Linked DNA regions of Homo sapiens: regions 2 and 3 are each linked to region 1. Evidence: read pairs that join two places in POLR2A ChIA-PET (ENCODE). Cell type or tissue: Panc1. All regions are shown on one strand.

Evidence for each region. ChIA-PET counts read pairs that join two places held together with the same protein. Peaks named below come from ENCODE experiments on the same cell type or tissue, not always from the same donor. Only the 100,000 strongest peaks of a DNase experiment are listed, where the experiment ranks them.
Region 2: POLR2A ChIA-PET joins it to region 1 with 18 read pairs; 2 of 35 experiments call an interaction of 5 or more read pairs at or near these places.
Region 3: POLR2A ChIA-PET joins it to region 1 with 13 read pairs; 5 of 35 experiments call an interaction of 5 or more read pairs at or near these places.

The regions. Positions count from the first base shown.
Region 1 is chr11:62,513,366-62,521,365 of GRCh38, reverse strand. AHNAK (AHNAK nucleoprotein) reads left to right here. Exons shown (of 5, transcript NM_001620.3): 5 at 1-5,464. The coding sequence ends at 4,622. Among named protein-coding and RNA genes, the nearest start is that of AHNAK, 29 kb to the left of the region's middle. In Panc1, no CTCF peak of the experiment used is centred here; no DNase peak of the experiment used is centred here; H3K27ac peaks cover 5,165 bases.
Region 2 is chr11:62,696,060-62,704,059 of GRCh38, reverse strand. BSCL2 (BSCL2 lipid droplet biogenesis associated, seipin) reads left to right here. Exons shown (of 11, transcript NM_001122955.4): 3 at 1,511-1,592. It overlaps HNRNPUL2-BSCL2 (HNRNPUL2-BSCL2 readthrough (NMD candidate)), which reads left to right. Exons shown (of 24, transcript NR_037946.1): 16 at 1,511-1,592. Among named protein-coding and RNA genes, the nearest start is that of BSCL2, 7.4 kb to the left of the region's middle. RefSeq lists an enhancer at 5,236-5,828. In Panc1, no CTCF peak of the experiment used is centred here; no DNase peak of the experiment used is centred here.
Region 3 is chr11:62,649,039-62,657,038 of GRCh38, reverse strand. It overlaps INTS5 (integrator complex subunit 5), which reads left to right and starts at 3,737. Exons shown (of 2, transcript NM_030628.2): 1 at 3,737-3,869; 2 at 7,040-8,000. The coding sequence starts at 3,790. RefSeq lists silencers at 3,415-3,504, 3,795-3,994 and an enhancer at 3,567-4,326. In Panc1, no CTCF peak of the experiment used is centred here; a DNase peak (open chromatin) is centred at 3,648; H3K4me3 peaks cover 2,030 bases; H3K27ac peaks cover 2,311 bases.

The sequences.
Region 1 (8,000 bases):
AAGTGGACATTGATGCCCCTGATGTCAGTATCGAAGGTCCAGATGCAAAACTCAAGGGTCCAAAGTTCAAGATGCCAGAGATGAACATCAAGGCCCCCAAAATCTCCATGCCTGACATTGACTTTAACTTGAAGGGTCCCAAAGTGAAAGGTGATGTGGATGTCTCTCTGCCCAAAGTGGAAGGTGATCTCAAGGGCCCTGAAATTGACATAAAAGGCCCCAGTTTGGACATTGACACACCTGATGTCAATATTGAAGGTCCGGAAGGAAAATTGAAGGGGCCCAAATTTAAGATGCCTGAGATGAACATCAAAGCTCCCAAAATCTCTATGCCTGACTTTGATTTGCACCTGAAAGGTCCCAAGGTGAAGGGTGATGTGGATGTTTCACTACCTAAGGTGGAAAGTGATCTGAAAGGGCCAGAGGTAGACATTGAAGGTCCTGAAGGGAAGCTCAAAGGTCCCAAGTTTAAGATGCCTGATGTACATTTCAAAAGCCCACAAATCTCCATGAGTGACATTGATTTGAATTTGAAAGGACCTAAGATAAAAGGAGATATGGACATTTCCGTTCCTAAACTGGAGGGAGATCTGAAAGGTCCCAAAGTGGATGTCAAAGGCCCTAAAGTGGGCATTGACACTCCTGATATTGACATTCATGGTCCAGAAGGGAAACTGAAGGGCCCCAAATTTAAAATGCCTGACTTACACCTCAAGGCACCGAAGATCTCTATGCCTGAAGTTGACCTGAATCTGAAAGGTCCAAAGGTGAAGGGCGACATGGACATTTCTCTGCCCAAAGTGGAAGGCGACCTCAAGGGCCCCGAAGTTGACATCAGGGACCCCAAAGTGGACATTGATGTCCCAGATGTGGACGTTCAAGGCCCAGACTGGCACCTAAAAATGCCCAAAGTGAAAATGCCCAAGTTCAGCATGCCTGGCTTCAAAGGAGAGGGCCCAGATGTGGATGTGAACCTGCCCAAGGCTGACATTGATGTCTCAGGACCCAAAGTGGACGTTGATGTTCCTGATGTGAATATCGAAGGTCCAGATGCGAAACTAAAGGGCCCCAAGTTCAAGATGCCTGAGATGAGCATCAAAGCCCCCAAGATCTCCATGCCTGATATTGACTTAAACCTGAAAGGACCCAAAGTGAAGGGCGATGTGGATGTTACCCTTCCTAAAGTGGAAGGTGACCTCAAGGGCCCAGAAGCTGACATCAAGGGCCCAAAAGTGGACATCAACACCCCTGATGTGGATGTTCATGGCCCAGACTGGCACCTGAAGATGCCCAAGGTGAAAATGCCCAAATTCAGCATGCCTGGCTTCAAAGGAGAAGGTCCAGATGTGGATGTGAGCCTGCCCAAGGCCGACATCGATGTCTCGGGACCCAAGGTGGACGTTGATATTCCAGATGTGAATATCGAAGGTCCAGACGCAAAACTGAAGGGCCCCAAGTTCAAGATGCCTGAAATAAATATCAAAGCTCCCAAGATCTCCATACCTGATGTTGACCTGGATTTGAAAGGACCCAAAGTAAAAGGAGATTTTGATGTGTCTGTCCCTAAGGTTGAAGGGACTTTGAAAGGCCCAGAAGTAGATCTTAAAGGTCCACGTCTGGATTTCGAAGGCCCTGATGCCAAACTCAGTGGCCCATCTTTGAAGATGCCATCGCTGGAGATATCTGCTCCTAAAGTAACTGCTCCTGATGTTGATTTGCATCTCAAGGCACCAAAAATTGGATTTTCAGGTCCGAAGTTAGAAGGTGGTGAAGTGGACCTCAAGGGACCCAAAGTTGAAGCTCCAAGCTTAGATGTACACATGGACAGCCCAGATATTAACATCGAAGGGCCAGATGTTAAAATCCCCAAATTTAAGAAACCCAAGTTTGGATTTGGGGCAAAAAGCCCCAAAGCTGACATCAAGTCACCTTCACTGGATGTCACTGTTCCTGAGGCAGAGCTGAACCTTGAGACTCCTGAAATTAGTGTTGGTGGCAAGGGCAAGAAAAGTAAGTTTAAAATGCCTAAAATTCATATGAGTGGTCCTAAGATTAAGGCCAAAAAACAGGGATTTGACCTGAATGTTCCTGGGGGTGAAATTGATGCCAGCCTCAAGGCTCCGGATGTAGATGTCAACATCGCAGGGCCGGATGCTGCACTCAAAGTCGACGTGAAATCGCCCAAAACCAAGAAAACGATGTTTGGAAAAATGTACTTCCCAGATGTAGAGTTTGACATTAAATCACCTAAATTTAAAGCTGAGGCCCCTCTCCCTAGCCCCAAACTGGAGGGTGAACTCCAGGCACCTGATCTGGAACTTTCTTTGCCAGCGATTCACGTCGAAGGTCTTGACATCAAGGCGAAGGCTCCCAAGGTCAAGATGCCAGATGTGGACATCTCAGTGCCAAAAATAGAGGGTGACCTGAAAGGCCCCAAAGTGCAGGCAAACTTGGGTGCACCTGACATCAACATCGAAGGCCTAGATGCTAAAGTCAAAACACCGTCCTTCGGCATTTCTGCCCCTCAAGTCTCCATCCCTGATGTGAATGTAAACTTGAAAGGACCAAAGATAAAGGGTGATGTCCCCAGCGTGGGACTGGAAGGACCAGATGTAGATCTGCAAGGTCCAGAAGCAAAAATTAAGTTCCCCAAGTTTTCCATGCCCAAGATCGGCATCCCAGGTGTGAAAATGGAGGGTGGGGGAGCCGAGGTCCATGCCCAGCTACCCTCTCTTGAAGGAGACTTGAGAGGACCAGATGTTAAGCTCGAAGGGCCCGATGTTTCTCTAAAGGGGCCAGGAGTAGACTTGCCTTCAGTGAACCTCTCTATGCCAAAAGTCTCTGGGCCTGACCTTGATCTGAACTTGAAAGGACCAAGTTTGAAGGGAGACCTGGATGCATCTGTTCCCAGCATGAAGGTGCATGCTCCAGGGCTCAACCTCAGTGGTGTCGGTGGCAAAATGCAGGTGGGAGGAGACGGTGTGAAAGTGCCAGGGATCGATGCCACAACAAAGCTTAACGTTGGGGCACCAGATGTGACACTGAGGGGACCAAGCCTGCAGGGAGATCTGGCTGTCTCTGGTGACATCAAATGCCCTAAAGTATCCGTAGGAGCTCCTGATCTAAGCTTGGAGGCATCCGAAGGCAGCATTAAACTTCCCAAAATGAAGCTGCCCCAATTTGGCATCTCTACTCCGGGGTCCGACTTGCACGTCAATGCCAAGGGGCCACAGGTTTCTGGCGAACTGAAGGGGCCAGGTGTGGATGTGAACCTGAAAGGGCCTCGGATTTCAGCACCGAATGTGGACTTTAACTTGGAAGGACCAAAAGTGAAAGGGAGCCTTGGGGCCACTGGTGAGATCAAAGGCCCCACTGTCGGAGGAGGTCTTCCAGGCATTGGTGTTCAAGGCCTAGAAGGAAACCTCCAGATGCCTGGAATTAAGTCCTCTGGATGTGATGTGAACCTGCCAGGCGTGAATGTGAAACTCCCAACTGGGCAGATTTCTGGGCCTGAAATCAAAGGTGGTCTGAAAGGTTCAGAAGTAGGTTTCCATGGGGCTGCTCCTGATATCAGTGTGAAGGGGCCTGCCTTTAATATGGCATCTCCTGAGTCAGATTTTGGCATCAACTTGAAGGGCCCAAAAATCAAAGGAGGTGCGGATGTTTCAGGGGGTGTCAGTGCCCCAGACATCAGCCTTGGTGAAGGGCATTTGAGTGTTAAAGGTTCCGGGGGTGAGTGGAAGGGACCCCAAGTCTCCTCTGCTCTCAACTTGGACACATCTAAGTTTGCTGGGGGCCTTCATTTCTCAGGACCAAAGGTGGAAGGAGGTGTGAAAGGAGGTCAGATTGGACTCCAGGCTCCTGGGCTGAGTGTGTCTGGGCCTCAAGGTCACTTGGAAAGTGGATCTGGAAAAGTAACATTCCCTAAAATGAAGATCCCCAAATTTACCTTCTCTGGCCGTGAGCTGGTTGGCAGAGAAATGGGGGTGGATGTTCACTTCCCTAAAGCAGAGGCCAGCATCCAAGCTGGTGCTGGAGACGGCGAGTGGGAAGAGTCTGAAGTCAAACTGAAAAAGTCCAAGATCAAAATGCCCAAGTTTAATTTTTCCAAACCTAAAGGGAAAGGTGGTGTCACTGGCTCACCAGAAGCATCAATTTCTGGGTCCAAAGGTGACCTGAAAAGTTCAAAGGCCAGCCTGGGCTCTCTGGAAGGAGAGGCAGAGGCCGAAGCCTCTTCACCGAAAGGCAAATTCTCCTTATTTAAAAGTAAGAAGCCACGGCACCGCTCAAATTCATTCAGTGATGAAAGAGAGTTCTCTGGACCTTCCACCCCGACGGGGACGCTGGAGTTTGAAGGTGGGGAAGTGTCTCTGGAAGGTGGGAAAGTTAAAGGGAAACACGGGAAGCTGAAATTCGGTACCTTTGGTGGATTGGGGTCAAAGAGCAAAGGTCATTATGAGGTGACTGGGAGCGATGATGAGACAGGCAAGTTACAGGGGAGTGGGGTGTCCCTGGCCTCTAAGAAGTCCCGACTGTCCTCCTCTTCTAGCAATGACAGTGGGAATAAGGTTGGCATCCAGCTTCCCGAGGTGGAGCTGTCAGTTTCCACAAAGAAAGAGTAGCAGGCCTTTGTATGTGTGTACATATATATATATATAACAAAACATCAGCCTTGGGTGGTGTGTTCCTATATAAACTCCAAAGGGAAACACACCGACTGCCTCAGCAATCATGCAAAGACCTTGCCTGGCCCGGTGGCAAGCGCTGAAAAACCGACCGCCTGTAGGCTCCTGGAACTATACAGATAGGTAAAGAGTTCCAAGTTCGTCCAGCCCATGTGCAAAGTCAACAGTATTTGCCTTAAGATTTCATATATATATATTTTTTTGCATTGACTGCTGAGAGCTCCTGTTTACTAAGCAAGCTTTTGTGTTTATTATCCTCATTTTTACTGAACATTGTTAGTTTTGGGGTAATGGAAACCCACTTTTTCATTGTAATGACTTTGGGGGCTTTTGTTAGTAAGGGTGGGTGGGGTGATGGGTTGCAGACGGAGGTCAGGTCTTCCTCTTTCCTGAGACTGGATCTGTTCAAACAGCAAACGCCCACAGATGGCCCAGAGGTGGTGGTAGTCAGGGTGTGTGGGTGTTTTTAGGGTTCTTTAGTGTTGTTTCTTTCACCCAGGGGTGGTGGTCCCAGCCAGTTTGGTGCTGACGGTGAGAGGAAATTAGAATCTGTTTGCAAATTGTCCAACCCACCCCCTCAACATGAGGGGCTTCCATTTTCTGTGTTTTGTAAGGGAACTGTTTCCTTCATGCCGCCATGTTCCTGATATTAGTTCTGATTTCTTTTTAACAAATGTTATCATGATTAAGAAAATTTCCAGCACTTTAATGGCCAATTAACTGAGAATGTAAGAAAATTGATGCTGTACAAGGCAAATAAAGCTGTTTATTAACCTTGATGTCTTGTGCCTTTGCATTCTGTGTTGCGGGGGCGTGAAACCTGGGGAAGCTGCACAGCCAGCTGTGAGTGTTCAGACCGGATCCATCTGGTGGCATTGCTAGTTTCATCAGTGACTTTAAGACAGTGACCTTCGGGAGGTAGTGGGAGAAAATCTTTGCTTCTTGATTCTCATGGTGAGGCTGGTTGTGCCATTGCTGAGAAATCAAGAAGAGGCTTGGCCTCGGGACCCACTCACCTACTTTGCATCCTCACATATGAATATACAATTCAGAATTGGTTCTAAATGGGTTACAGATGTGAACAGTTAAAAGGCCTCCTGGAATTACCGAAAGGGCTCTGCTTGTGAATCACCGCTCTGCCATTTATTCCTGACATGGCTGCAGGTTTGCTGAGTAACCGCTGTTGCCCAGGCTGGAGTGCAGTGGCACAATCTTGGCTCACTGCAACCTCCTCCTCCTGGGTTCAAGCGATTTTCCTGCCTCAGCCTCCCGAGTAGCTGGGATTACAGGCCCTTGCCTCTACGCCTGGCTAATTTTTATATTTAGTAGAGACGAAGTTTCACCATGTTGGCCAGGCTGGTCTCAAACTCCTGACCTCCAGTGATCCACCCGCCTTGGCCTCCCAAAGTACTGGGATTACAGGCATGAGCCACTGCGCCCGGCCAGGGTGCTGATCTTGTGTAAGTTATCTCTGTGGTTCTTTCTAGTCCATTTTAGGGCTAAACATTATGGAAAAGTCTTCTGACCAAAGTCCCCTTTTGATTTCCAGCTCTGTTGACAGTATGTGGGGGTGGGGGAGGAGTGGTTCTAGTCACTGGCTCCTAATGTTGGTCATTGCTGGGCAGAGGGTGATGCTTTCTTATACTTGGACCAAGCTTGTCCCCCTCGCCATTCCTTAGAGATGCCCCATTTCTGCCAGTGGAGGCAGCTCTGCACCTCTCTGGATCCCCCCAGAACAGAGATAAAATAGCTCCCACCCCATCCTTCCCTGTTTAGTACCAGCTTGTCAGTGGGATCTCATGCCTTCCCTAGCTTCATCTGTCCTCACCGTGGCCAGCAGAGCCAGTGTTCTGGGGGTTTTGGAGCTCAAGGGTGGCCCATGGATTTGGAAAGAGATAGGTTGGGAGGGAGGCCCTTGATACCCGGCTGCGTTTTAGATGACCGACCTACAGCTTCTTTCGTGAGTTGGACAGGATGCTTAACCTGCTTGAGGCTCAGTTTCATCACCCTTAAAATTGGGATAGCAGCATTCATAGGGCCAGAGTTCGTCCAGGTATTGGGGTTATGCATTGCATGATGGCACCACACTGAAGTGTGCAGCATCCATGTGACAGCCAGATACATACTTATGGAGAGCACAAGAGTTGGCATGAAATCCTAGAGAGACAGGCATGAGCCCATCTTCTACAGAAACCCCCTGCTGCACTGGGCTACACGCACACTCCAGCCGTGAGCATGCTCAGGTTCAATGATGCACACAACTGCACACATCACCGTCTGTCCTAACTGGGCCTGGGGCTGTCCCCGGGGTGCTGCTTTCACTCAACCAACCACAGCTCAAAACCCATCTCCTGTTCCTTCCTCAACTCTGAAGCCAAGAGTGTGGGGCAGGTCAGAGTGTGCATGCCGCTTGAGATAAGTAGCCCTGGTGTCTGGAGGGTGGGGTAAGTGGGTGACGGTGGGGTGAGTGTGCGACAGTGGGGTGCACTTGTGTACACAGCTAGGGAGGAATGCCCATTAGGATGCTGGAAAGTCCTCTGAGGAGAACTACCCAGGCTGTCCAATAATATATCAATTAAATTTTTTTTTAACTTTAGGAAGAAGTGATGAAGGCTAGTGGTGGCCCCCAGTGTCCATTCAATAAATGTTTTCTGAGTCCCACGTGGCTAGATGTGTCCCAGTCCCACTGATCTCAGATTCCTCTTCTGAGGATCTCCACAGAGTGAATGATGTGATGGGTGTGAAAAACTGGAATGCCTTGAGCCCTGGCAATAAACCCGTGGAAATCATGCATGTACCAGGGATGGCGAGGCCAGTGATCTCATTGGGTGGGACAGTCAGTGGGTGGTGGGTAGGATGGAGAAGGGACAAGGCAACTAGCTGTACAAACTTGAGAGTCTTCTAGCCACCTTCTTCTCAATGTCAGGTCTGGGCTGGAGGCAGTGGCCACAGAACATGAACGCTGCTTCCCGCAGTGATGGTTACCACAGCAGCGACGGCATGGGAGGAGACACGGGCTTATGTGGTGTGTGGAGGGCGCACCCCAGCTCCCTCGCCCTGCCCATGCACCTTACCCCTGCCCTCCCTCAGTTCCTGATGGGGTGGTCCAAGTTATCCCCTAAAGTCTTTTTTTTTTTTTATTTTTGAGACAGAGTCTCGCTCTTGTTGCCCAGGCTGGAGTGCAATGGTGTGAATTTGGCTCACTGCAAACTCCGCCTCCCGGGTTCAAGAGATTCTTCTGCCTCAGCCTCCTGAGTAGCTGGGATTAAAGGCGCCTGCCACCATACCTGGCTAATTTTTGTATTTTTAGTAGAG
Region 2 (8,000 bases), 180 kb before region 1:
TCTGCCTCCAGATTCAAGCCATTCTCCTGCCTTGCCTCAGCCTCCCAAGTAACTGGGATTACAGGTGCCTGCCACCACACCTGGCTAATTTTTTTTTGTATTTTTAGTAGAGATGGGGTTTCACTATGTTGGCCAGGCTGATCTCGAACTCCTGACCTCGTGATCCACCCCCTTGGCCTCCCAAAGTGCTGGGATTACAAGCATGAGCCACTGCGCCCGGCCTAGTTCTCTTTTCTTAACAGTGGTTGTAGGACCTATCAACAGATGCAGAGAAGGGCGTTATAATCAATGGTTTAAAGTCATTTTTTCCCTTAAGTCCCTGGTCCAGAGCTATAGTTTCTAAAGCAGAGCTTCTTAAACTTTTAGGAAATGGATCTTATGGCCCTTCCTGCCATAAAAACATATATACGGCCGGGCGCGGTGGCTCACACCTGTAATCCCAGCACTTTGGGAGGCCGAGGCAGGCGGATCACAAGGTCAGGAGATTGAGACTATCCTGGCTAACACCGTGAAACCCTGTCTCTACTAAAAATAAAAAAATTAGCCGGGCGTGGTGGCAGGCGCCTGTTGTCCCAGCTACTTGAGAGGCTGAGGCAGGAGAAATGGCGTGAACCTGGGAAGCGGAGCTTGCAGTGAGCCGAGATCGTGCCACTGCACTCCAGCCTGGGCGACAGAGCAAGACTCCGTCTCAAAAAAAAAAAAAAAAAAAAAACGTATATGCATGCCCAGGCATATGCTGCACCCACACCCCCACATGCAAATTTGCCTACAATTGGAGGGGTTCATGAGCTTCTTAATAACCATCTGTAGATCCTTTTGGAGGCGTTTTCTCAAACTAGGACCCAGACCAGAGCTACCAAATCAGAATCTCTTGGGGTGGGACCCTGGAATTTCCTTTTTTTTTTTTTTGAGATGGAGTTTCACCCTTGTTGCCCAGGCTGGAGTGCAGTGGCGTGATCTTGGCTCACCACAACCTCTGCCTCCCAGGTTCAGGCGATTCTTCTGCCTCAGCGTCCCGAGTAGGTGGGATTACAGGCATGCGCCACCACGCCCCGCTAATTTTGTATTTTTAGTAGAGATGGGGTGTCTCCATGTTGGTCAGGCTGGTCTTAAACTCCTGACCTCAGGTGATCCGCCCTCCTCGGCCTCCAAAAGTGCTGGGATTACAGGCGTGAGCCGCTGCTGCTTGGCCCTGGAATTTACATTTTTATCAAGCTCCTTAAGTCTTTAGAAACACTGAAGTATGCAACTATTTAAGTATCTCTAGATTCCCATCTAAGAACATCTGTTGTAATGAGAGGACATACATTGAAGTCATAGGAAGAGAATGAAATAATCCTGGTATCTTGAATCTCCTGGCCACATTTGTTCTCCATCTTTGTAACAGAGAGAAGGGTGCCTGTTCTGAGAGAAGGGAGGAGGGCAGGAGGGAGCCCTAGGGGGCAAAGAAGGTGTATGGATGGACTAGTAAGACTAACTTAGCAGAGTATCCTCCTCCAATCTCATTTAGGACCGACTGTGATTCCTCCACCACCTCACTCTGCTCCTTCCCTGTTGCCAATGTCTCGCTGACTAAGGGTGGACGTGATCGGGTGAGTATGGGAACTAGAGAGAGGTTTCATTAGAGCTTTGATGACTCAAAATAGGAAGACTTGAGAAAGGCCTAGAGAGAAGGAATTGAGTAATAAGAGACTGGCCGGGCACGGTGGCTCACGCCTGTAATCCCAGTACTTTGGGAGGCTGAGGTGGGCAGATCACCTGAGGTTGGGAGTTCGAGACCAGCCTGACCAACGCGGAGAAACCCCGTCTCTACTAAAAATACAAAATTAGCTGGGCGTGGTGGTGCATGCCTGTAATCCCAGCTACTTGGGAGGCTGAGGCAGGAGAATCACTTGAATCCGGGAGGAGGAGGTTTCGGTGAGCCGAGATCACGCCATTGCACTCCAGCCTGGGCAACAAGAATGAAGCTCTGTCTTAAAAAAAAAAAGGAGACTAAGAGGAAGGCTTTGAAGGAAAAGAAATTAAAATTAATTGTGTGTATTGATGGATCTTTCTGCAGCAGGTGTTAGAAATGTTCTTTCTCAACATAGTCCCTGACTTACGGTAATTCAACTTAAGAATTTTTCAACTTACTGTGGTGCAAAAGCGACATACATTCCTTAGACACTGTACTTCAGGTACCTATACAACCATTCTGTTTTTCACTCTCTTTCTTTTTTTTTTTTTTTTTCCAGACAGTCTCACTCTGTCGCCAGGCTGGATTGCAGTGGCGCGATCTCAGCTCACTGCAACCTCCACCTCCTGGGTTCAAGCGATTCTCCTGCCTCAGCCTCCCGAGTAGCTGGCACTACAGGAGCGCGCCACCACACCCAGCTAATTTTTTTGTATTTTTAGTAGGGATGGGATTTCACCATGTTGGCCAGGATGGTCTGGATCTCTTGACCTTGTGATCTGCCCGCCTCCCAAAGTGCTGGGATTATAGGCGTCAGCCACCACGCCCAGCCTGTTTTTCACGTTCAGTACAGCATTCAATAAATCACATGGGATATTCACTACTTTATTATAAGTATAGGCTTTGTGTTAGATGATTGTAATCAACTATAGGTAGGCTAACATAAGTGTTCTGAGCATGTTTAAGGTAGGCTAGGCTAAGTAAGCTATGATGTTCTTTAGGTTAGGTGTACTAAATGCGTTTTCAGCTTGTGATAGTTTCAACTTAGATGGGTTTATCGGAATGTAACCCCATCATAAACTGAGGACCATCTGTATCAGGTGAAGTATGATCTATTTATCTGCTAGGTAAAGTGAGCAATATCTGCTAGGTGAAGTAAGCAATGTTTTAGACCTAAATGAACAAATGAGCTATTACATTGGAATAAGATGGGCATCTACCCAAGAGTTTTGAAAGCATTTATATAACATTATGAAACTGTTGTCAAATATATGCATCGTGTCATTACAAAGGGTACTGTGCCAGAGGACTGGCCAGATGCCAGTGTGATGTCAACAAACCTGGGAACCCTGAGAAATGCATATGGGGACTGGGCCCTCTATAGTAGGCAAGCTAGAGGAGGCTCTCATAAAGGATACGTTCTTTTTTTTTTTTTGAGACAGAGTCTTGCTCTGTCGCCAAGACTGGAGTGCAGTGGCGCGATCTCACTTCACTGCAACCTCCAACTCCTGGGATCAAGCGATTCTCCCACCTCAGCCTCCTGAGTACCTGGGATTACAGGTGCCCACCACCACACCCGGCTAACTTTTGTATTTTTAGCAGAGACAGGGTTTCACCATGTTGGTCATGCTGGTCTAAAACTCCTGACCTCAGGTGATCCACCCACCTCGGCCTCCAAAAGTGCTGGGATTACATGCGTGAGCAACCACACCCAGCCTGAAGTTTTATTTATTTATTTATTTATTTGAGACGGAGTTTCTTTCCTGTCGCCCAGGCTACAGTGCAATGGCACGATCTTGGCTCGCTGCAACCTCTGCCCCCTGGGTTCAATCGATTCTCCTGCCTCAGCCTCCCAAGTAGCTGGGGTTACAGGCGTATGCCACCATACCTAGCTGATTTTTGTATTTTTAATAGAGACGGGGTTTGATCATGTTGGCCAGGCTGGTCTTAAACTCATGATCTCAGGTGATCTGCCCACCTCAGCCTCTTGAAGTGCTGGGATTACAGACATGAGCCACCATGTCCAGCCTGAAGTTATTTTTCAAAAGTGGTACTTTGGAGGAAACTGATGTAATGATAGAATGTCACACTTTTGAAGGGAGGAGTATAACCTATAGAGTCTGGGGTTCTATTTTATTTTATTTTTCAAGACAAGGTTTTGCCCTGCCACCTAGCCTGGAGTGCAGTGATACGATCACGGCTCGCTGCAGCCTTGACCTCCCAGGTTCAAGTGATCTCCCAAGTAGCTGGGACTACAGGTGTGTGCCACCATGCCCAGCTTTTTTTTTTTTTTTTTTTTTTTTAATTTTTAGTAGAGACAAGATCTTACTATGTTGCCTAGGCTTGTCTCAAACTACTAGGCTCAAGTGGTCCTCCCGACTCAGCCTCCCACAGTGTTAGGATTATAACCGGGTGTGGTGGCTCACGCCTGTAATCTCAGCACTTTGGGAGGCTGAGGAGGCAGGTGGGTCACCTGAGGTCAGGAGTTCGTGACCAGCCTGGCCAACACAGTCGAACCCCGTCTCTACTAAAAATACAAAAATTAGCCAGGTGTGGTGGCACAAACCTATAGTCCCAGCTACTTTGGAGGCTGAGGCACAAGAATTGCTTGAACCCGGGAGGTGGAGGTTGCAATGAGCCGAGACTGCTCCATTGCACTCCAGCCTGAGTGACAGAGCGAGACTCAGTCTCAAAAAAAAAAAAAAAAAAAAACCAGATAGGATTTTGCTATGTTGCCCAGGCTGGTCTCAAACTCCTGGGCTCAGGCAGTCCTCCCACCTGGTCCTTCCAAACTGCTGGGATTACAGGTATGAGCCACCATGCCTGGCCTAGAATCTTCTATAAAGACATTTATTCAGTTTGCTTCTATGGTTAAAAAATAATAAATGACTTGACTGGGCACAGTGGCTCACGCCTGTAATCCCAGCAATTTGGGAGGCCGAGGCAGGCGGATCACATGGTCAGGAGTTTGAGATCATCCTGACCAACATGGTGAAACCCCGTCTCTACTAAAAATACAAAAATTAGCCAGGTGTGGTGGCGCAGGCCTGTAGTCCCAGCTACTTGGGAGGCTGAGGCAGGAGAAAGGTGTGAACCTGGGAGGCGGAGCTTGCAGTGAGCCGAGATCGCGCCACTGCACTCCAGCCTGGGCTACAGAGCAAGACTCCATCTCAGAAAAAATTAGGGGCCAAGCGTGGTGGCTCACGCCTGTAATCCCAATACTTTGGGAGGCCGAGGCGGGCGGATCATGAGGTCAAGAGATCGAGACCATCCTGGCCAACTGGTGAAACCCCGTCTCTACTAAAAATACAAAAATTAGCTGGGCGTGGTGGTGTGCACCTGTAATCCCAGCTACTCTGGAGGCTGAGGCAGGAGAATCACTTGAACCCAGGAGGCGGAGGTTGCAGTGAGCTGAGATCGTGCCACTGCACTCCAGCCTGGCGACAGAGCAAGACTCCATCTCAAAATAAATAAATAAATAATAATAATAAATGACTTTATTGAGAAGAAATGAGAAAGCCACAGAACCTGGGATGGTGCATACAGTTTTGTGGCCCATTGCAGAGATCATAATGGGAAGGCAGAGAGCCAAGGGAGGGAGCCTCAAACGATCAGGTGTGAGGCTGTCACATGAGGGAGGGAGGAATAAAAGGAAGATGAGAGCAAATTCAGCCCATGTCCCTGATAATTAGAAGAGGTTGAACATTTTGTTTGTTGACAATGAACATTTTTAAATGAATTAATGAATGAAATAATCTGTCCACTATGTGTAACGGCTTGCTATAAGTAGATGTGGTCGCTGCTCTCAATGAGCTCACAGCGTTGATGGAAAACTATACATTGCATATGTTTGCATACATTTAAGTAGTAAACTGTAAAATGCGGATTCTGGCCAGGCATAGTGGCTCATGCCTGTAATCCCAGCACTTTGGGAGGCCGAGGCGGGTGGATCACCTGAGGTCAGGGTTCAAGACCAGCCTGACCAATATGGTGAAACCCTGTCTCTACTCAAAATGCAAAAATTAGCCAGGCGTGGTGGTGTGTGCCTGTAGTCCCAGCTACTTGGGAGGCTGAGACAGGAGAATCGCTTGAACCCAGGAGGCAGAGGTCACAGTGAGCCGACATCATGCCACTGTACTCCAGCCTGGGCGACAGAGTAAGACTCCATCTCAAAAAGAAGAGGCCGGGCACGGTGGCTCACGCCTGTAATCCCAGCACTTTGGGAGGCCGAGGCGGGTGGATCACGGGGTCAGGAGATGGAGACCATCCTGGCTAAAACGGTGAAACCCTGTCTCTACTAAAAATACAAAAAATTAGGTGGGCGTGGTGGCGGGCGCCTGTAGTCCTAGCTACTCGGGAGACTGAGGCAGGAGAATGGCGTGAACCCGGGAGGCAGAGCTTACAGTGAGCCGAGATTGCGCCACTGCACTCCAGCCTGGGCGACAGAGCGAGACTCCGTCTCAAAAAAAAAAAAAAAAGGATGTGGATTCTGCATTCCAGAAGCATTCGTGAAGAATTAGATCAGTGTTGTCTGGGATAGTCTAAGACCATGGAGATGGTGATGTTCAAAGCGGATCCTTTTTTTTTTTTTTTTGATACAGAGTCTCTCTCTGTTGCCCAGGCTGGAGTGCACTGGTGTGATCTTGCTTCACTGCAACCTCTGCCTCCTGGCTTCAAGTGATTCTCTTGCCTCAGCCTCCTGAGTAGCTGAGATTACAGGCGCATGCCACCATGTCCAGCTAATTTTTGTATTTTTTTTTTTTTAGTAGAGACGGGGTTTCACCACGTTGACCAGGCTGGTCTGGAACTCCTGTCCTGGTGATCTACCTGCCTTGGCCTCCCAAAGTGCTGGGATTACAGGCATGAGCCACTGTGCCGGGCCCAAAGCGGATCTTTTAAGGAAGGGTGAATATTACATGGGAATGTTAGAGAAGGGGGAGAATCTGCCCATCAAGCAGGCAATTGTGGACAAAGGCATGGAATTTTTTTTTTTTTTTTTTTTTGAGACGGAGTTGCCCAGGCTGGAGTGCAGTGACATGATCTCGGCTCACTGCAAGCTCCGCCTCCCGGGTTCACGCCATTCTCCTGCCTCAGCCTCCCAAGTAGCTGGGACTACAGGCGCCCACCACCATGCCCGGCTAATTTTTTTGTATTTTCAGTAGAGACAGGGTTTCACCGTGTTAGCCAGGATGGTCTCGATCTCCTGACCTCGTCTTCTGCCCGCCTTGGCCTCCCAAAGTGCTGGGATTACAGGCATGAGCCACCGCGCCCGGCCGGCATGGATTTATTCACAAGGTTTTAGTATTAAATTCTGTGGATCCCTTTGGAGGAGATTAATTTTTTTTTTTTTGAATTGGGGTCTCATTCTGTCACCCCGGTTGGAGTGCAGTGGCCCAATCATAGCTCATTGTAGCCTCAAACTCCTGGGCTCAAGGGATCCTCCTGCCTCAGTCTCCTCAGCAGCTGGGACTGCAGGCATGCACCACCACACCTGGCTAAGAGAACTACCTATTTTAATGTTTCAAAGAATTTGGGCCAAGGGCAGTGGCTCACACCTATAATCCCAGCACTTTGGGAGGCCAAGGCAGGATTGCTTGAGTCCAGCAGTTCAAGACCAGCTTGGGCAGCATAATGAGACCCCGTCTCTACAAAAAAATAAAAAATTAGCTGGGTGTGGTGGCACATGCCTGTAGTTCCAGCTACTCAGGAGGCTGAGACAGGAAGATCAACTGAGCCCAGGAGGTTGAGGCTGCCAGTGAGCTGTGATCACACCACTGCACTCCAGCCTTTGTGACAAGAGCGAGATCCTGTCTCAAAAAAGAAAAGAATTAATAGACTGGGGGAGTGGTTGAGGGGAAGAATTCATAGGCTGAGCAACAAAGCAAGACCCCTGTCTCTCCAAAAAAAAAAAAAAATTTTTAGTTGCATGTGGTTGCATGTGCCTATAGTCCGTATGGTCCCAGGTACTTAGGAGGCAGAGGCAGGAGGATAGATTGAGCCCAGAAGTTCCAGGCACAGTGAGCCATGATCATGCCACTGCCTTCCAGCCTGTGACAGAGCAAGACCTTGTCTTCACACACACACACACACACACACACACACACACACAAAAAGTTTATGAAGCAACTGGCTTAATCATCTGGTCTCTACAGGGGGGTAGGAATCTCATGGAATCCATTTTCTTCAACAGATAGTTTTTTGTTTGTTTGTTTGTTTTGAGACAGAATCTTGCTCTGTCACCCAGGCTGGAGTACAGTGGCACGATCTCAGCTCACTGCAACCTCCGCCTCTCGGGTTCAAGCAGCTCTCTGCCTCAGCCTCCGAGTAG
Region 3 (8,000 bases), 140 kb before region 1:
ACTCCAAAATGAACACCCTTAGATTATGCAATCTCTAAGGTCAAGAAATACATTCTAGTCTCACAGCTGGAAGAATTCATCTGGTTCAAAAGCTTCCTTTCACAGATCTGAGGCCCTGAGAAGGGAAGTGTTGGGTCCAAGTTTGAGGCAGAGCTAGGGGTAGAAATTGCCTCAGATTTACCATCCTAGAATGATGCTTGGTAATAGGTGGTAGAAACACTGTAAATGATTGAACTTCTAAAATGTAAGAACAGACGGGGCACTGTGGCTTATGCCTATAATTCTAGCACTTTGGGAGGCTGAGGTGGGAGGATTGCTTGAGGCCAGGATTTCAAGACCAGACTGGGGAACATCTCGAATTTAAAAAATTTAAGTAAATAAAATTTAAGAACAAACACAAAATCATGCATGAGGGCTGGGCGCAGTGGCTCAGGCCTGTAATCCCAGCACTTTGGGAGGCCCAGGCAGGTGGATTATCTGAGGTCAGGAGTTCAGGACCAGCCTAGCCAACATGGTGAAACCCCGTCTCTACTAAAAAATATAAAAATTAGCCAGGTGTGGTGGCGGGCGCTAGGAATCCCATCTACTCAGGAGGCTGAGACAGGAGAATCGCCTGAACCTAGGAGGTGGAGGTGGCAGTGAGCCGAGATTATGGTGTTGCACTCCGGCCTGGGTGACAGAGCGAGACTCTGTCTCAAAAACAACAACAACAACAACAAAACCTGCTATATCCTCATCACCTATAACAGTGTCTGCCTGGCATGTAGTAGGTTCTGTTTTTTTGTTTGTTTTGTTTAAGACGGAGTCTTGCTCTGTTGCCCAGGCTGGAGGGCAGTGGTGCAGTCTCAGCTCACTGTAACCTCCACCTCCCGGGTTCAGGCGATTCTCCTGCCTCAGCCTCCTGAGTAGCTGGGATCACAGGTGTTCACCACCACGCTGGCTAATTTTTTTTTTTTTTTTTGAGACTGAGTCTCGCTCTGTTGCCCAGGCTGGAGTGCAGTGGTGCAATCTTGGCTCATCACAACCTCCACCTCCCGGTTTCAAGGGATTCTCCTGCCTCAGCCTCCAGAGTAGCTGGGACTATAGGTGGGCGCCACAATGCCCAGCTAATTTTTTGTATTTTTAGTAGAGACAGAGTTTCACTATGTTGGCCAGCTTGTCTCGAACTCCTGACCTTGTGATCCCCCTGCCTCGCCCTCCCAAAGTTCTAGGATTATAGGCATGATCCATCACGCCCAGCCCGAGGATATAGCTTTTAACAAAATAGGCCAAGTCTCTATTGTCAAGCAGCTTATTTTCTGTTTCATTCAATAAACATAATAAAAATAGCTAATGCTTATCTAGTGCTTACCATTGCTGGCACCAAGTGCTATACAATGACCATACTACCTCATTTCAATTTTCGTAACAACCCTTTGAGGTATTTGTACTATTAATATTACCTCCTCATTTCCAGAAGAAGGAACAGTTATGGAGTGGTTAAGTAAAGTATACAACTAGTAGGTAGAAGAGCTGGAACCTGATCTAGGTACACTGGCTTGAGTGAGGGCTCTTGATGAGGTGTACTGGCTCCCTTTACAGTTAGCAAGCTCTATCTCTGGCAGGTGTGGGGCTGTGAGTTAGACGAAGGTCCCTATGCTGGGAAGCTGTGGGAGAGAGAGAAGCTTAAATAATGAAGACGGATGGAAGGATGTTATTCATACTTGCTACTGGGAGGACATCTTCAGGCTAGCTAGCCCAATTTGTTTTGGGCTCCCTCTCCCTCCTTCTCTTTCTTAGTTTTTCTTTTTCTTTTATGAGTTTTCTCTTCTTTCCATCTCTTTTCTGCTTTCTCTCTTCCCTTTTCTCTCTCTCTCGTAAAAGTATTTTTGTAGGAGGGGTGCAGTGGCTAACACCTGTAATCCCAGCACTTTGGGAGGCTGAGGCGGGCGGATCACCTGAGGTCAGGAGTTTGAGACCAGCCTGGCCAACATGTCTCCAATTAGCTGGGCGTGGTGGCACATGCTTGTAGTCCCAGCTACTTGGGAGGCTGAGGCAGGAGAATTGCTTGAACCTGGGAGGTGGAGGTTGCAGAGACGAGACTGCACTCCAGCCTGGGCGACAGAATGAGATTTTAAAAAAAGCCTGGGTGCGGTGGCTCTTGCCTGTAATCCCAGCATTTTGGGAGGCTGAGGTGGATGGATCACTTGAGGTCAGGAGTTTGAGACCAGATTGGCGGACAGGGGAAAACGTTGTCTCTATAAAAATAAAAAAATTAGCCAGATTTGGTAGTGGATGCCTATAGTCCCAGCTACTCGGGAGGCTGAGGCAGGAGAATCTCCTGAACCTGGAAAGTGGAGGTTGCAGTGAGCTCAGATCTCACCACTGCACTCCAGCCTGGGTGAGGGAGTGAGACTCTGTCTCAAAAGGAAAACGAAACAAAACAAAACAAAAACAAAGAGAGACTGGCCGGGTGTGCGTGGCTTACTCCTGTAATCCCAGTGCTTTGGGAAGCTGAGGTGGGTGAATCACTTGAGGACAGGAGTTTGAGATCAGACTGGGCAACATAGCGAGACACTCGCCCCACCCACATGCAAATCCCTAACTCTGAAAATATTTAAAAAGTAGCCAAGTGTGATGGCGCACGCCTGTAATCTCAGCTACCTAGAACGCTGAGGTGGGAGGATGTCTTGAGCCCAGGAGGTCGGGGCTGCCGAGAGGGGTGATCCTATCACTGCACGGTCACAAAATAAACAACAATAACAACAACAACACCAACAAAAAAACCTTCCTATGCTTCATTTTTTTAAAGTCCTGAGTTGAGGCCGGGCGCGGTGGCTCACGCCTGTAATCCCAGCACTTTGGGAGGCCGAGGCGGGTGGATCATGAGGTCAGGAGATCGAGACCATCCTGGCTAACAAGGTGAAACCCCGTCTCTACTAAAAATACAAAAAATTAGCCGGGCGCGGTGGCGGGCGCCTGTAGTCCCAGCTACTCGGGAGGCTGAGGCAGGAGAATGGCGTGAACCCGGGAAGCGGAGCTTGCAGTGAGCCGAGATTGCGCCACTGCAGTCCGCAGTCCGGCCTGGGCGACAGAGCGAGACTCCGTCTCAAAAAAAAAAAAAAAAAAAAAAAGTCCTGAGTTGAACATTTTGTATTTTTGGCGTTAGGAAAAATGATTAAAATACCCCTGTGAGTGTTTTAGTTTCTCTCTCTCTCTCTCTCTCTCTCTCTCTCTCTCTCTCTCTCTCTCTCTCTCTCTCTCTCTCTCTCTCTCTCTCTCTGTGTGTGTGTGTCTATCGGGACTCTTGCTCTGTCGCCCAGGCTGGAGTGCAGTGGCGCGATCTCGGCTCACTGCAATCTCTGCCTCCCGGGATCAAGCGATTCTCCTGCCTCAGCCTCCCGAGTAATCGGGATTACAGGCATAAGCCACCACGCCTGGCTAATTTTTGTATTTGCAGTAGAGACGGCAGGCTAGTCTTGAACTCCTGACCTCAGGTGATCCGCCCTCTCGGGCTCTCAAAGTGCTGGGTTTACAGGCGTGAGCCACCGCGCCCGGCCTAGTCTGTATGTCAATAGGCTTTTGAATAAAGTGGTTGCATATAGGGCGAATCGGCTTCCTGCTATCATCGTCCCGGGATTATGCTCTGGGACTCCGACAGGGTGCGGAACTAATGTAAGAGGGTCGAGGACATCGCCGGATTAATTTTCCTGCGAGGCCTGGTAGCTGGTTCCTTTCGCGTTTCCTGTCAGCGCGCATGCGCCGCCTGCGCTCCGCCGCTCGCGCCTCGGGCTCGGCTCGGGCTCCGGGATGTCCGCGCTGTGCGACCCTCCCGGGGCCCCAGGGCCACCTGGGCCTGCCCCGGCCACCCACGGTCCCGCGCCTCTCAGGTAGTTAGAGCCCTTGGCACCTTCCCCCCATCGCGCGGCCCCGCGCCGATCCCTAGCCTTCTCGGTAGAAACCCGGATCCTACCTCGAGAACTCACGTCAGGGTTCTCAGATTCTTGGTCAGGTCCTCCCAGAACTCAGGGACTGCTTCACCAAAACTCAGGGCTCCAGTGCCCGCCCTCCCGACCTCGGGCCTGCCTCTCGCTAGACTCCAATGCCTAACTACCCTCGACCCCGGGCTTCCTCTCCCAAGAGTCGGGGGTATCTGAACTCTTGGGAACCCAGCTGCCCTGGCCATTTTTGACCCTAGGAAACCCAGTGTCCTGACTTCATAGAGACTCCCTGAGAACCCAGGCCCAGAAACAGAATGCAGTCCGGCTGAGATATTCCCTTATATTAGGGTGTTTTTTGGAGGAAACAGAGGAATGGCACTGTTAGAGCCTTATCAGCACCTAGAGGATGCTGTCTTCTTTGACAGAAAAGGCGATAAGAGAAAGGGGATTTGCCACCTCCCATAACATTGGCTTCTGAACCTCTGAGACTGAACCCATATATGTTTTAGGAGGGAAAGGGTTGAAAAGCATTATTACTCTGTGCCCTGGGACACCCTGATGTCCAAGCACATTGAGGGTGCTGAGTAGGTGGTGGTGGTTGATGTGGTGGTAGGTGACTAAGATTTTGCAGAATATGGGAAGAAACAGATGTTAGGAGGGAGAGCCCTTAATAAGGTGCTTACAATTTTTTTTTTTTCCCATTAAGAGATTTCAAGGTGCTTGTGTTGTGGGATGGGGCGGGGCGGGGGTGGTGGTAGAAGGTGATAAAGTGGAAAGGTGTGTTTTTTTTTGTTTTTGTTTTTTGAGATGGTCGCCCTGACTCCCAGGCTGGAGTGCAGTGGCGTGATCTCGGCTTACTGCAACCTCCGCCTCCTGGGTTCAAGCGATTCTCATGCCTCAGCCTCCTGAGTAGCTGGGATTACACCATGCCTGGCTATTTTTTTTTTTTTTTTGTATTTTTAATAGAGATGAGGTTTCACCCTGTTGGCCAGGCTGGTTTCGATCTTCTGACCTCAAGTGATCCACCCTCCTTGGCCTCCCAGAGTGCTAGGATTACAGACGTGAGGCACCTCAGCCAGCCTGGAAATGTTTTTAAAGCAGATATTATAGAAACACAAATATAGTCAACTCAACAGATATTTATTGACTACCTTCCATATACTGTGTACTTCAATAGAAGTGGATACAGTGTTGAAGAGCACAGAAATGGTTCCTACACTCATGGCGCATATAGTCTGATTGCTTAACCTTGATTTCGTTCTTTTTTTTGACGGCGCACACAGTCTGGGGTGCAGTGGTGTGATTTTGGCTCACTGCAGCCCTGCTTCCAGGGCTCAAGTGATCCTTCTGCCTCAACCTCCCCAGTAGGTGGGACCGCAGGCACATGCGACCATGCCTGGCTAATTATTATTATTATTATTTTTGTAGAGATGGGGTTTCACTATGTTCCTCAGACTGGTCTTGAACTCTTGCGCTCAAGCGATCCACCAGCCTTGGCCTCCCAAAGTGCTGGGATTATAGGCGTGAGCCACTGAAGCCAGCCTTGATTTGTCTGTAAAATGGGATCATAATAGTACCTAACTTATTGAACTGTTGTCAGGATTGAAATAATACACGCAAAGTACTTAAAAGAGTACCTGATATATTCTAAGAGTTATCTGTTGCTGATATTATTACTGTTGTCATTGAAAGAAACATAGCTTTTGGCCGGGCACGTGGCTCACGCCTGTAATCCCAGCACTTTGGGAGGACGAGGCGGGAGGATCACAAGGTCAGGAGATCGAGACCATCCTGGCTAACACGGTGAAACCCCGTCTCTACTAAAAATAAAAAAAAAAATATTAGCCGGGCGTGGTGGCGGGCGCCTGTAGTCCCAGCTACTCAGGAGGCTGAGGCAGGAGAATGGCGTGAACCTGGGAGGTGGAGCTTGCAGTGAGTGGAGATGGCACCACTGCACTCCAGCCTGGGCGGCAGAGCGAGACTCCCTCTCGGGGCGGGGGGAGAAAGAAACATAGCTTTTATTGAGTGATTAGTGTGAATCTGGTATGGAACCTAAGTGCTTTTTTTTCCCTCAGGCCATCCTTCTGCAGAACTTAAGTGCTTTATAAACATTCTCAACCAGGCATGGTGCCTCACACCTGTAATGCCAGCACTTTGGGAGGCTAAGGTGGGCAAACTGCTTGAGGCCATGAAACCAGCCTGTGGAACATAGCCAGACCTCATTTCTATAAAAAGGTTAAAAAGTTAGCTGGGTGTCGTGGCATGTGCTTGAAGTTGCAGCTACTCAGGAGGCTGAGATGGGAGGATGCTTTGAGTCTGGGAGTTCGAGACTGCAGTGAGCTGTGATCTTGGCACTGCACTCCAGCCTGGGTGACAGAGAGAGACCCTGTCTTGAAAAACAAAAACAGGGCGGGAGCAGTGGCTCATGCCTGTACTCCTAGCACTTTGGGAGGCTGAAGTGGGCGGATTACTTGAGGTCAGGAGTTTGAGACCAGCCTGGGCAACATGGTAAAATCTGTCTCTACTAAAAATACAAAAATTAGCCGGGTATGGTGGCACACACCTGTAGTCCCAGCTACTCTGGAGGCTGAGGCAGGAGAATTGCTTGAACTCAGTAGGCGGAGGTTGCAGTGAGCCAAGGTGGCGCCACTGCACTCCAGCCTGGGCGACAAAGCAAGACTCTATCTCAAAAAACAAAACAAAGGCCGGGCGCGGTGGCTCACGCCTGTAATCCCAACACTTTTGGAGGCCGAGGAGGACGGATCATGAGGTCAGGAGATCAAGACCATCCTGGCTAACACGGTGAAACCCCATCTGTACTAAAAATACAAAAAATTAGCTAGGCATGGTGGCGGGTGCCTGTAGTCCCAGCTACTAGGGAGGCTGAGGCAGGAGAATGGCGTGAACCCAGGAGGCGGAGCTTGCAGTGAGCTGAGATCATGCCACTGCACTCCAGCCTGGACAACAGAGCGAGACTCCATCTCAAAAAAAAAAATTCTCTTATGAGGGAAGTATTTTTATTATCCCTATTTAACATAAAAGGCAAAGCTCATACAGGAAAGGTAAGTTGCCTAACATCTCACAACACTCTTAAGTCTGTTTCTTTTGCTTCCTTGTAGTGCTCAGGAGCTGTCCCAGGAAATCAAGGCTTTTCTGACTGGCGTAGACCCCATTCTGGGCCACCAACTCTCAGCCCGGGAACATGCTCGCTGTGGTCTTCTCCTGCTCCGTTCTTTGCCACCTGCTCGGGCTGCTGTGCTTGACCACTTGAGAGGTGTCTTTGATGAGAGTGTCCGGGCCCACCTGGCTGCCCTGGATGAAACCCCTGTGGCTGGTCCACCTCACCTCCGTCCACCTCCACCCTCTCATGTCCCTGCTGGTGGACCTGGTCTAGAGGATGTGGTTCAGGAAGTGCAGCAGGTGCTGTCTGAGTTTATCCGGGCCAACCCAAAGGCCTGGGCACCTGTGATTAGTGCATGGTCCATTGACCTCATGGGGCAACTGAGCAGCACGTACTCAGGCCAGCACCAGCGTGTTCCCCACGCTACTGGCGCTCTTAATGAACTGCTACAGCTGTGGATGGGTTGTAGGGCCACGCGTACATTAATGGACATCTATGTGCAGTGCCTCTCGGCTCTCATTGGTAGCTGCCCAGATGCGTGTGTGGATGCCTTGCTGGATACCTCTGTTCAGCATTCTCCACACTTTGACTGGGTTGTGGCACATATTGGCTCCTCTTTTCCTGGCACCATCATTTCCCGGGTTCTCTCCTGTGGCCTTAAGGACTTTTGTGTCCATGGTGGGGCTGGAGGTGGAGCTGGCAGTAGTGGTGGAAGCTCTTCTCAGACCCCCTCTACAGACCCCTTCCCTGGATCTCCTGCCATTCCTGCGGAGAAACGGGTGCCCAAGATTGCCTCAGTTGTAGGCATCCTAGGTCACCTGGCCTCCCGCCACGGAGATAGCATCCGACGGGAGCTCCTGCGAATGTTCCATGATAGCCTGGCAGGGGGATCTGGAGGCCGCAGTGGGGACCCCTCCCTTCAGGCCACGGTTCCGTTCCTACTGCAGCTGGCAGTCATG